Linked DNA regions of Homo sapiens: region 1 is linked to region 2. Evidence: chromatin contacts called from ENCODE Hi-C or POLR2A ChIA-PET data. All regions are on one chromosome and are shown on one strand. Each heading gives the region's core, a stretch centred on a gene start or an enhancer-like site at or near the end of the contact. The rest is flanking DNA. Distances are from core to core; before and after follow the strand shown.

Evidence for each region. A loop is a pair of places that touch in the nucleus more often than their neighbours do. ChIA-PET counts read pairs that join two places held with the same protein, here RNA polymerase II (POLR2A). Pooled maps may share reads with other maps.
Region 1: a loop to region 2 is called in a pooled map, with 4 times the contacts of the local background. The contact joins the enhancer-like site here to the promoter of LINC02245 in region 2. A Hi-C loop is called at or near these places in 2 of 50 pooled maps. POLR2A ChIA-PET finds 5 or more read pairs at or near these places in 2 of 52 experiments (GM12878 and OCI-LY7).

The regions. Positions count from the first base shown.
Region 1 is chr2:70,130,481-70,135,956 of GRCh38, reverse strand. No RefSeq gene overlaps it. Among named protein-coding and RNA genes, the nearest start is that of LINC01816, 7.9 kb to the right of the region's middle. RefSeq lists enhancers at 40-89, 150-209, 2,113-2,422. Within about 2 kb of position 3,061, at least 33 of the 41 ENCODE cell types and tissues checked have a DNase peak (open chromatin) inside an H3K27ac peak, as active enhancers do; they include GM12878 and OCI-LY7, where a contact is called at or near this core.
Region 2 is chr2:64,929,172-64,935,086 of GRCh38, reverse strand. It overlaps LINC02245 (long intergenic non-protein coding RNA 2245), which reads left to right and starts at 2,640. Exons shown (of 3, transcript NR_036586.1): 1 at 2,640-2,742. RefSeq lists enhancers at 1,826-1,975, 2,016-2,085, 2,126-2,265.

The DNA of each region.
Region 1 (5,476 bases), core at 1,812-4,311, 5.2 Mb before region 2:
GATACAGGCATGAGCCTGGAGGGACTGCAAGTTGTGGTCTCAGGGTGACCACCTAGCTCTCCACGGCACTATTTTTTGAACCAAGAGTTTCAGAGCTATAAAGTTTATCATGCCAGAGATGAAATCGGAACACACAAAAAATTGGCATTCTGAAGACATTTTGATGGTTTATGAGAATCATGGGATAGAATAGCAGAAGGAAATAAAAGTTTGTGGTTGAGGGCAGGATGCGGTGGCTCACGCCTGTAATCCCAGCACTTTGGGAGGCCGAGGTGGGTGGATCACGAGGTCAGGAGACTGAGACCATCCTGGCTAACGTGGTGAAACCCCATCTCTACTAAAAATACAAAAAAATTAGCCGGGTGTGGTGGCGGGCAACTATAGTCCCAGCTGCTCGGGAGGCTGAGGCAGGAGGATGGTGTGAACCTGGCAGGCGGAGCTTGCAGTGAGCCGAGACTGCGCCACTGCTCTCCAGCCTGGGGGACAGCATGAGACTCTGTCTCAAAAAAAAAAAAAAAAAAAGTTTGTGATTGAGGAGTAAAGATTGAATATGGGATAGTAGGAATACTAGTGTTAACAGATAGTATCCATTGTAACCTGGCTAAGAGAGACAGCAGGCTCCCAAGAATTTGCAGTGGCCAGGCACAGTGGCCCACACCTGTTATTCCAGCACTTTGGAAGGCCAAAGCTGGAGGATTGGTTGAGCCTAGGAGTTCGAGAATAGCCTGGGTAACATAGTAAGACCTTGTCTCTACAAAAAATACAAAAATTAGCTGGGCATGGTGGCGCACGCCAGTAGTACCAGTTACTCGGAATAACAGTACCTGTTATTCCAACACTTTGGAAGGCCAAAGCTGGAGGATTGGTTGAGCCTAGGAGTTCAAGACTAGCCTGAGTAACATAAGACCCTGTCTGTACAAAACATACAAAAATTAACTGGGCATGGTGGCACACGCCAGTAGTACCAGTTACTTGGGAGGCTGAGGAGGGAGGATTGCTTGAGCCCAGGAGGTTGAGACTGCAGTGAGCCGTGATTGCACCACTGCACTCCAGCCTGAGTGACAGAGCAAGACCCTGTCTCAAAAAAAAAAAAAAAAAAAAAAAAATCCGGATGTGGTGGCTCATTTCTGTAATCCCAGCACTTTGGGAGGCGAGGCAGGCAGATCATTTGAGGTTAGGAGTTCGAGACGAGGCTGACCAACATGGTAAAACCCCATGTCTACTAAAAATATTTTAAAAATTAGCCAGGCGTGGTGGCTAATGCCTGTAGTCCCAGCTGCTCAGGAGGCTGAGGCAGATGAATTGCTTGAACCCAGGAGGCGGAAGTTGCAGTGAGCCTAGATCGCACTACTGCATTCCAGCCTGGGCAACCGAGAGACTCCGTCTAAAAAAAAAAAGTGCTCTATAGATGTCTATTGAATGAGTGAATGAATGCATTGATGAATGGATGGGTGGTCTCTCTGATCCTGAGCTTGCCATGACAAGCCTGGAGAACAGACATCTAGCCTATACCCTCCTTTTAATGGATTCCCCTTCATTGTAGGGTTCCCCCAAGGAGACAGCTACTGTTCAAAGTGTAGCCTTATACTGTTCTGCTGAGCTGATCTGCTTACACCTTACACTGTTCAATGGCAGATGGTGAGGCGTGCAGGGCCTATGGGCACTGGGGAATTCAAAGGCAATCTTCAGTCACCAACAAAATAGGGCCTACTACTTACGCGGTAATGCTTGTATACTGAGTTTGTCATGTCCTTATGACAAATTTGGACCAAGGTTGTTGGTCTGAGACAAGACCCAGTCTGCCCAGAAACTGCATGGGGCCTTCCCCAGCCCAGATTCCTTCAGTCATTTCATGCCCCCATGTTCCTGTGATCCTCTTTGCCTGGAAGAAAAACTACCCGTCATCAATGGGAATGGGTGATTTTCTACTTGCTTTTGAGCTCTATTTCATAAGCTGACAGTTTTCTGAGATTCCCAAGGACATAATGAAGCAGTTTCCCATCTGCGGGTTATCTTAATATTTTTAAGTGACAGACCTGTGTTTCAAGCCAGGATGTCCTGACAGGAAACCTGAGTAATATATTGCTCTTTCTTCCTGCTGGTGTGTTTTGGGTGGATGTGTGGGAGCCACAAATGTGTGGTAGCTTCTTGCTGCTTCCAACAGTCTGTGGTGTTCATTATCTTCTGGTTGGGGTTTTCCTTTGAGAATAAGCCAGCAAAGAATGAATGTCGAGGTATGGTTCCTGGTGATGCTGTGCGTGTGTAATGGGGAGTGAGCATGCTGCCTCCACGGAGTCCTCTGCTCCGTGTGCCCAGTGAATTGAACAACGCTCAAGGGAAGACATGTTCTGGCCCAGCATTCTCTGGGGAGTATATGGTATGGTTCTAGACACCTGAATCTCTGCCAAGCTCAGTGTCTCTCAAAATGACTTGCTTTTAGACTCACATTTGATTTTGTAAAATCTTTCACCGAACACACCTGGCAGACATCTCAAATTTCCTGCACATTAGCCAAGGAATTCTAGCTAATGAAAGCTGAAAGCTATGACACTGTTATGACAAAATTAACACCCTGAAAGGCTAATTAATCTTATATGGATTACATTACCTAGAGTTTGAGCTTTGGCCATTATCTTTGCAGTATAAAAGCTATTTCCCCAAAACCTTAAAAAAGAGAGAAAAGAAAGCCATTCCCATAAATCATATTTCCGACACATAGCTCACCATGAAAATGTCCACAACACAGTGATATAACTGATACCTTGCAAATGGCTTTTTAAAAACAAAACAAATTAGGCCAGGCACTAATGACCTGGCTTGATGACCTGAAGGTATCCTAACATGGCTGTTAGAGATTTGAGGGCAGGGGCTGAGTCTCGGTGTTTGTTTCTGTCCCTAGCACAGGGCCTCAGACAGTGATGGATACATATTAGGTGTCGATTAACAGTCACTGAATTACTGAATGGAAATTTACTGGTGCTGACTGCACCACTAGACTCCACACACAAATAGACCTGCCCCGTGGGATTCTTCACAAGAGCAAATATTTTATGAGAGCTGTTACTCCGAGTTGATTGGATGGGCAAAGTGAAACCACAGAATTGGGCTTTAAAACCAAGTGGATTTACTCTGCTAAATTTTACAACTAGGATCTTCTGCTCTGGGTGGAGAGTTGGACAAAATAACTTCGAATTTGAGGTTTGTAGGTTCTATGAAAATACAGGCTTTTTGTTTTGTTTTGTTTTGTGTTTTAAAGACAGATGAACCCAGCAGGCAAGCTGGCAGGAAGTCTGACTGCAGTACTTGCCTGAGAGGATGACACAGGCCAAATGAGAAAAGGAAAACAACAAGGCAGCCAGAGCTAGTAAAGCACTTTGCAAAGTAGCTGCAGAGCTTTCCAGGATTTTCTGGAAAAAGGAAGAAAAGGAGAGTAAAGGGCAGGAAGAGGATTGGTTAACAACTGGATTCAGAAATGCCGATGAGTGGATTTGCCTATCGGTTTTGTTTTTCTAAGTCAGGGATAAGGAAAGAGGGTACACTTGGCCTGGCGCTGCCTGCTGGCAGGGCTTCCTTCCCCAGGCTGTGCTGAAGCCATCCTTAGAGCTGCCAGGGTGTCCTGAGGCCTGCTGCCCTGTGCAACTCACTGGAAAAGAGGACAGACTGCCCTCCAAAGATGTCTAAGGCACATGGTACAGTGGAAGGAAGGGACAGCAGTTTTGTTTAATTTCATGTTGCTTAAAAAAATGTTTATATGCATTTGCTTTTTTGAACAGATAATTTATTTATATGTTTAAAACTAAAAAAAATGAAAAGATGTACATCTCTTCTGTCCCTGTCCCCCAAATGCCCACTTTCCCCCACCCTAAATAGATAACCCTGTTATAAGGTTTTTGTTTATCCTTCTAACGTTGTTTTTCTACACATACAAGCTAAAACAAATCTATACCCTTCCTTACTCCATTTTAACATATTTAGTGCCAGTCTGTACACGTTCTACACGTTTGTTGGGTTTTTCCCCCGCTTTAACACCCTATCTTGGTGACATTTCCTTATCGGTATATGAGAGTATCCTCATTTTTATCTATCTTTGCGGCTGTAGAGTATTACATTGTATGGACTACTATAATTTAACTGGTTCCCATCAAGGGGTGTTTAGATTGTTTCCAGTCTTTTGGCATTACAAATAAAAGCATGGACTTTAGAGACATGTGCTTTCAAACCCCAGTCCCGATGCCTACTAGGTGATTGACAATGGGTCTTAATTGCCTCCTCTGTAAAGAGGAATTTTTTGTTTGTTTGTTTGTTTGAGACAGAGTTTTGCTCTTGTTGCCCAGGATGGAGTTCAGTGGCGCGATCTCAGCTCACTGCAACCCCCGCCTCCTGGGTTCAAGCAATTCTCCAGCCTCAGTCTCCCAAGTGGCTGGGATTACAGGCATGTGCCACCATGCCCGGCTAATTTTGTATTTTTACTAGAGACGGGGTTTCGCCATGTTGGTCAGGCTGGTCTCGAACTGCTGACCTCAGATGATCCACCCGCCTCGGCCTCCCAAAGTGTTGGGATTACAGGCATGAGCCACTGCACCCGGCCAGGAATTATTTTATGTTTATTTCACCTGTCCCTTAACATTGCTGTGAAAGACTCATATAATATACAAAGAACTTGAGAAATCCTAGGTGCTCAGTGGAAACAATATACCTTGCAATGAAGCATATTCAAATTTATTCTTGAAAAAAAGAATACTGATCAGGACCCCTGGCTCATGCCTGTAATCCCCACGCTTTGGGAGGCCAAGGTCTCAAGAAGGACTGCTTGAGACCAGGAATTCAAGACCAGACTGAGCAACAGAACAAGACCCTACCTCTTCAAAAGTAAAAATAAAAAAATTAGCCAGACATGGTGGCACATGCCTATAATCCCAGCTACTTGGGAGGCTGAAGCAGGAGGATCTCTTGAGCCCACTACTGCACTCCAGCCTGGGTGAAAGAGCAAGACCCTGACTCTAAAAAAAAAATGTGTTTGATTATTTTTTGAGACAGTCTTGCTCTGTCACCCAGGCTGGAGTGCAGTGATGCAATCTCGGCTCTCTGCAACCTCCGCCCTCCAGGTTCAAGTGATTCTCCTGCCTCAGCCTCCCGAGTAGCTGGGATTACAAGTGTGCAACACCACGACTGGCTAATTTTTGTATTTTTAGTAGAGACAGGGTTTTGCCAGGAGTTGGAGGTTGCAGTGAGCCGAGATCACGCCACTGCACTCCAGCCTGGGCAACAGAGCAAGACTCCTTCTCAAAAAAAAAAAAAAAATGTGGCCACTGAAAAATTGTTAACATGATTCACTTTATATTGCTATTGACAGCATCTTCTATGCACTTTCCTACATAATCATCCTTCGCTTGGGTGAAGACAGTCCGTGTGATTGCCTGAGTCTTCTCTTCTCCAGTTATATCACACTGCTTGCGCCTTTTATTTTTTATTTTTT
Region 2 (5,915 bases), core at 1,391-3,890:
TTGGTTTCAAACAGTTCAGTTGTAGGCACAAACCTAAAATGCATGAAATAGTGATGAATTAGAGGAAAACAGTGGATTATTAATTACTGAGGTATGGGGTGGTACCATTCTTGGAGGGAGCAGGAGTTTGTGTCAGTTAGCATTGACTAGATTATGTATCAGTAACAGATAATCCCAATATTATAGTGGCTTAAAGGAACAAAGATTTATTTCTCATGCTGCATGTCCGTTAGGAGTCCACAAGGAGGCTGTGCTTGTCAGAGTCACTCAGAGTGATGTCAAGATATCACTCAGAGTCACTCAAGCTGATGGAGCTTCCCTGCCTCCATTGTTGCTGGTTGCTTTGCCAGAATGAGCAAGATGAATGAATCTTGCACTAGCTCCTGTCTGGCAGTGACACACCTCAGTTCCATTCACCTTCGCTCACCAATGCAAATGATGTGGCCACACCCAACTTCAAGGGGGGAGGAAGTATAATCTTTCCATGTTCCAGGTGGAGTACTAAAAACACTTGGTGGACTACACCAACAACCGCCACCGAGTTTGTAGACAGAATCATGTAGGACTTGTGGGTATTGAGCACCAGTTCAAGCCAAGGGCAAAATGAAGTCTCCATTTTTACACAGAAGAATCTAGGCCTGCAAATAAACAGGTCAGTGAACTATCCACTAGGAAACTCACTGGAATACAAGAACATTTATTCATTACTCTAGAAACACCAAGAGATGGTGCCCCATGCATGGACAAGCAGGGACCACCTTGGTTCCACCTTCCTGCGGAACAGTCGTCTATCAGCTTGCATGGTATTCTTTCCTTAATGTGACATCTTCATATGAAAAAGCCCTTGTTTTCAGCAGCAACCCAGTTAGGTCTCTTTGGTTATTTTTGCATTGTGTACCTCCCATCACACGTTAGGGTTGGACAAAGATCCAGGAAGCCAGGCTTGGAAGAGAGGCTGTCTGAGTCTTGACCTACCTGCTGCTGCCTGGAGAGGCAGGGCTCCCCTACAACATCCAGCCTGCTCTCCTGGTTGACCAGCACTCCCTGGGAAAGGTTAGTGGCATACACACAGCCCTGGGCAGCAAAGTAGAGACTGAATTGAAACAGATACTAACTAAAATAAGACCTGCCCATTATTGTATCGATCTGTGCTTTTCAGCTTTTTAAAAACAATTTCTTCTTCAGATCGACATACAAGTCTCAAAGGTCATCCCTGACCCAAGGTTCTGATACATGAAGAAGCATCTCTCTTGTCTGTGTGTCCCCACTTGCCATGAGTATTTTTTTTTTTTTTGAGATGGAGTCTTGCTCTGTCACCAGGCTGGAGTGCAGTGGTGCGATCTCGGCTCACTGCAATCTCTGCCTCTCAGGTTCAAGCGATTCCCCTGCCTCAGCCTCTCGAGTAGCTGGGACTATAGGCGTGTGCCACCACACCCAGCTAATTTTTGTATTTTTAGTAGAGTCAGGGTTTCACCATGTTGGCCAGGATGATCTCACTCTCTTGACCTCGTGATCCACCCATCTTGGCCTCCCAAAGGGCTGGGATTATAGGCATGAGCCACTGCAACCAGCCAAGAGTATTTTATTGAATTTTACTTTCTATACTTTTGTCAGAAAATAAAAATTTCCAAATATAAAATTGTTATTATTTATAATTATTAATTATATTAAAATTGAATCTTCCTTTTAAAAACACTCATGTTCCTGTGAACCAGCAAGTACATCACTCCCTTGGGCTAGAGCCCCCAGTTGAGACTCGATGAACTCCAGCAGAGACTCTGACGAAGGAGTGACACAGTGTGTTGGGTCAGAGAGAAATGTGAAGCCCAGCAAACATATGTTCAAATCCAGATGCCACCATTCGGTGAACATGCACCCCGAGCAACTTTCCAGGGCTTACTTTCTTTGTCTATAAAATGGGAACAACAGGTACAGTACCATCTAGTCCATGGGGGTCACCAGAAGAAACTAGAAGATGTAACACACAAGGAACATTTAGAAGCAAGCATGTAACAAACACTCAGCAAATGGCGACTACATTATAACTTGTCCAGCCAAATAGATATGACCAGTGGTAACACGGAACTGAGAATTTTCACAATGTACTATTTTTACATCTTAATTTCTTTGGGCTTCTCTGCTTCCTCTTTTTAAAAAAGCTTACCACCCACTTGTTATTCTGGAGGGGGATGAACATAGATAAAAAGAGAGTTTAAGAACTCTTCATGGAAAGATAGCCAAACCACTAAAATACTATTTCAACAGAGGAGGTCACAGAATGGTGGAATGGTAGATCTGTAGGACTAAAGGAGACCTCAGATTTGTCACTCTTATCTGACTCATGAAACTGAGACCCAGAGAGGTGAAAGGGTGTGCTCGGTCCGGTAGCTGTGTTGCAGACTATGTGAATGGCACCTCTTGGTGTCATGCAATGCATAACAACCACCTGTGCAGCCTCATGGCCCTGCACAACCTCCTGACCACAGCGATGGAATAAAGTGGTCCAGTCAGGGGCATTTTCAGCCTCTGGGGATGTTGATATAGTAACTCCTCCTCTTTTCCCATACCCTGAAAAAATGCAGCCCAAGAAGCTGCCGATGCTCTTACAGCTGTGAGGGGAGGGGCTGCCCGAGGAGAGAGGTAACCTAGAGTTGAGAGATGGAGGAAGAGATACAGAATCTGGATGGCTATGCTCTGATCCTGTAATCCGACTATGCCTGAATGTGGATCTACCTTCCAAAGGTAGGGTGCTTTTCGTTTGTTTGAGCCATCTGGTGTCAGATGTTCTGTCACTTACTACCTTGTTATAATTAATAGAGGAGCTCAAAGAGCTATAAATATCTAAGGAGGAAGAGTTCAGGTTGCAAAGCCTTCCTAGACAAGGTTGCTTCAAAGGAAGGTCTGAAAGGAAGAATGGGAGGCAGGCAGGCTGCAAAGGGAGAGAAAATTCAGGGAAGGAGAAGACCAGGAACAGAGGCCTGAGATATGAGAGCCTGGTACTATGGACTGGATGCTTGTGGCTCCCCCCTTCCCCCTAATCGACTTGTTGAAGCCCAGTCCCCATTGTGATGGCATTAGGTGGTGTGGCCTCTGGAAAGTAATTAGGCCATGAGGGTGAATCCCTCATGAATGGGATTAGTGTCTTCATGAAAAGACAGGAGAGAGCTTGCTTTCTATCCTCTCTGCCATGTGAGGACACAACGAGAGAATGGTCATCTGCAAACGAGGAAGAGGTCCCTTACCAGAGCCGACCATGCTGGCGCCCTGATCTGACTTCCCGGCCTCTAGAACAGTGAGAAATAAATCTCTGTTGTCTAAGCCACCCAGTATATAGTCATTTATAACAGCACAGAGTGACTGAGACACCTGGGGTGGGGGTGTTTGGGGAATCATATTTAATTAAGCCTATTTGGTTAGAGTGTTGGATATCCAAAGCAGGTAACGGGGGTTAGGATTAAAGATGTAGGTTCCTACCAGTCTGTGAGTTTGTTCTTTTGTATTTTGGATAATAATTCAGCAAGAGAGGAGGGATGAGAATGAAAGGAGAGAACTGGTTGCGAGACTATTGGTAATTTTTGAAGTATGAGAGTCCATGGCTTCTAAGGTGACCAACTGTTCTGATTTGCCCGGGACTGAGGAATTTCCCAGGATGTGGGACTTTCAGTGCTAAAACTGAACAGTTCCATGCAAATGGGGATGATTGAACACCCTGAAACATCACCCAAACCATAAAGGAAGATATTGATAGATTTCATTCCATAAAAAATAACATGTGAATGAAAAAACAGAAAATAGTCTGAATGCATCTAAACTGTTTTTCTCTAGAAAAAAATTAAAATAAATGACTATCTCTTTGGGACTCAAGCCATTTAGTGACATTGCCCTTCATTTCCTGATTGCCAGTATCCAACCTCCTTGTGCCTGAACCCCATCAGTACTAGGAGCCCTGTCGCCTATGAATTCCCAAGTTCCTACATCTCACTTTAGCCAAAATCATCCATGTTTGCAGCACTCTCTTGCCTGTCATGGCCCTCCAACCTCCTGGAGCCCTCTGACTCCTCCATTGTTGCTCTTTCTTTCTTCTGTCTTCCTTCTCTAGCTAGTCAAGATCACCTAATCAGTCACTTCAAATAACTTGGTCGATATCATACCCTGTGGTCCTCTGCACTTGGCAAAATTCTGGACTCCAGATCAATTCCACGATCTATTCACCTTCTGCACAAAGGATGTGGAAAAACCGCAGATGAATTCTCAACTGCAGACCAATGCTTCTTTATATTCTTCTCTCCCACTTCCCACACAACTTTGAGCCCCTGCTCTACCACTGAACTAGCTGTGTGATTTGGGGCAAGTTGCTTCATCTCTCTGGGTCACTGTTTTCTCACCCAAAAAGTGAGATGTTGTAAGGAATAACTGAGTTAGTACGCATAAAATGCTAAGCACAGGCAATGGCATGTAATAAGCACCTCATAAATGCTGGCTTTTACTGATGCTAGGATTTTGAATGCACACTTAGAGGGGTTAAGTCAGTGTGTCAGGAAGTAGCAGGTCATAGCATTGTGATGTTTGGCAAATAAATGACACAGGACACTAAACTGTGCAAAATTTTACTTTTGCAAAGATTTAATTCCACATTTCACCAAAGATGATGCTTTGGTCATCAGTCAATGATGAAGGCATCATTGACTAATGATCCCTTATGATCATTAGTCATAAGGGAAATGCAAATTAAAACCACAATATACCACTATGCATATGTTACAATGTCTAAAGTTTAAAAGACTGATCATCCCAAATTTTGGCAAGAATGTGAAGAAACTAGAACTCTCATACCCTGCTAGTGGGAATGGAAAACATTTGAAAGAACAGTTTACTGTTTCTTTTTCATTTTTTGGCACTTTCTTAATATGCTAGATAAACATCTACCGTAAGATCCAACTATTCCACTCCTAGGTATTTACCCAAAAGACGAGAAAGCGTAGGTCCACACAAAGATTTGTACACAAATGCTCACAGCAGCATTATCTATAATGGCCCCAAAACTGGAAACAAGCCAACTGTCCCTTAACAGGGACATGGATGGGTAAACAAATTGCATTGTATTCATACAGTGGACATAGTCCTCAATAACAAAAAGGAATGAAGTATTGATACAACACAACATGGATGAATCACAAAATTACATTGAGTGAATGAAGCCAGTAAAAATAGGACATATGGCTTAATTTCATTTATATAAAATTCTAGAAAATGGAAACTCATTTATGGTGACAGTAGGCAGTTCAGTTATTGCCTGGGAAATGAGGAGGGGAAGGTGAAAAAGGGCAGGAGTGAGAAATTACAAATGGGCTTGAGAAAATTTTCTGGGGTGATAGATACGTTATCTTGATTGTGGTGATGGTTTCACTGGTGTATAAATATGTCAAAACATGTTGAATTGCATACTTCAAATATATGTAGTTTGTTGTATGCCAGTTGTACTTCAAGAAAGCTATTACAAAATGACTTTTGCAGATTAAGAGTCTCAGCTCTTAGAGATGTCAGCTGCAAAAAGGGAACCCAGTTGACTTGGATAGGAAATGCATGTCACCATATTGCTTAGACACCACCAAACTAGTGAAATAGCTTAAAGGGATCTGATATGAATAAATGTATAATTACTGTTTGGAAGATATTTGTTGTAGTTTATTATTTTATAGTTGCATCCAGAATAAGAAACCATGAAGACACATATAAATATTTTCCAGTGCTAAAATATTTGCCTCTTGAGCAGGGTTGAGTGGATTATTAAGAATTCCAAACAATAATTACACATTAGTTTAAATATAAGCCTAGGACTAAAAAGAAATATATCTCAAAAAGATAATAAAATGAAACAAGCAAATGTTCACAATGGCAATTAGCACCAATTTAGT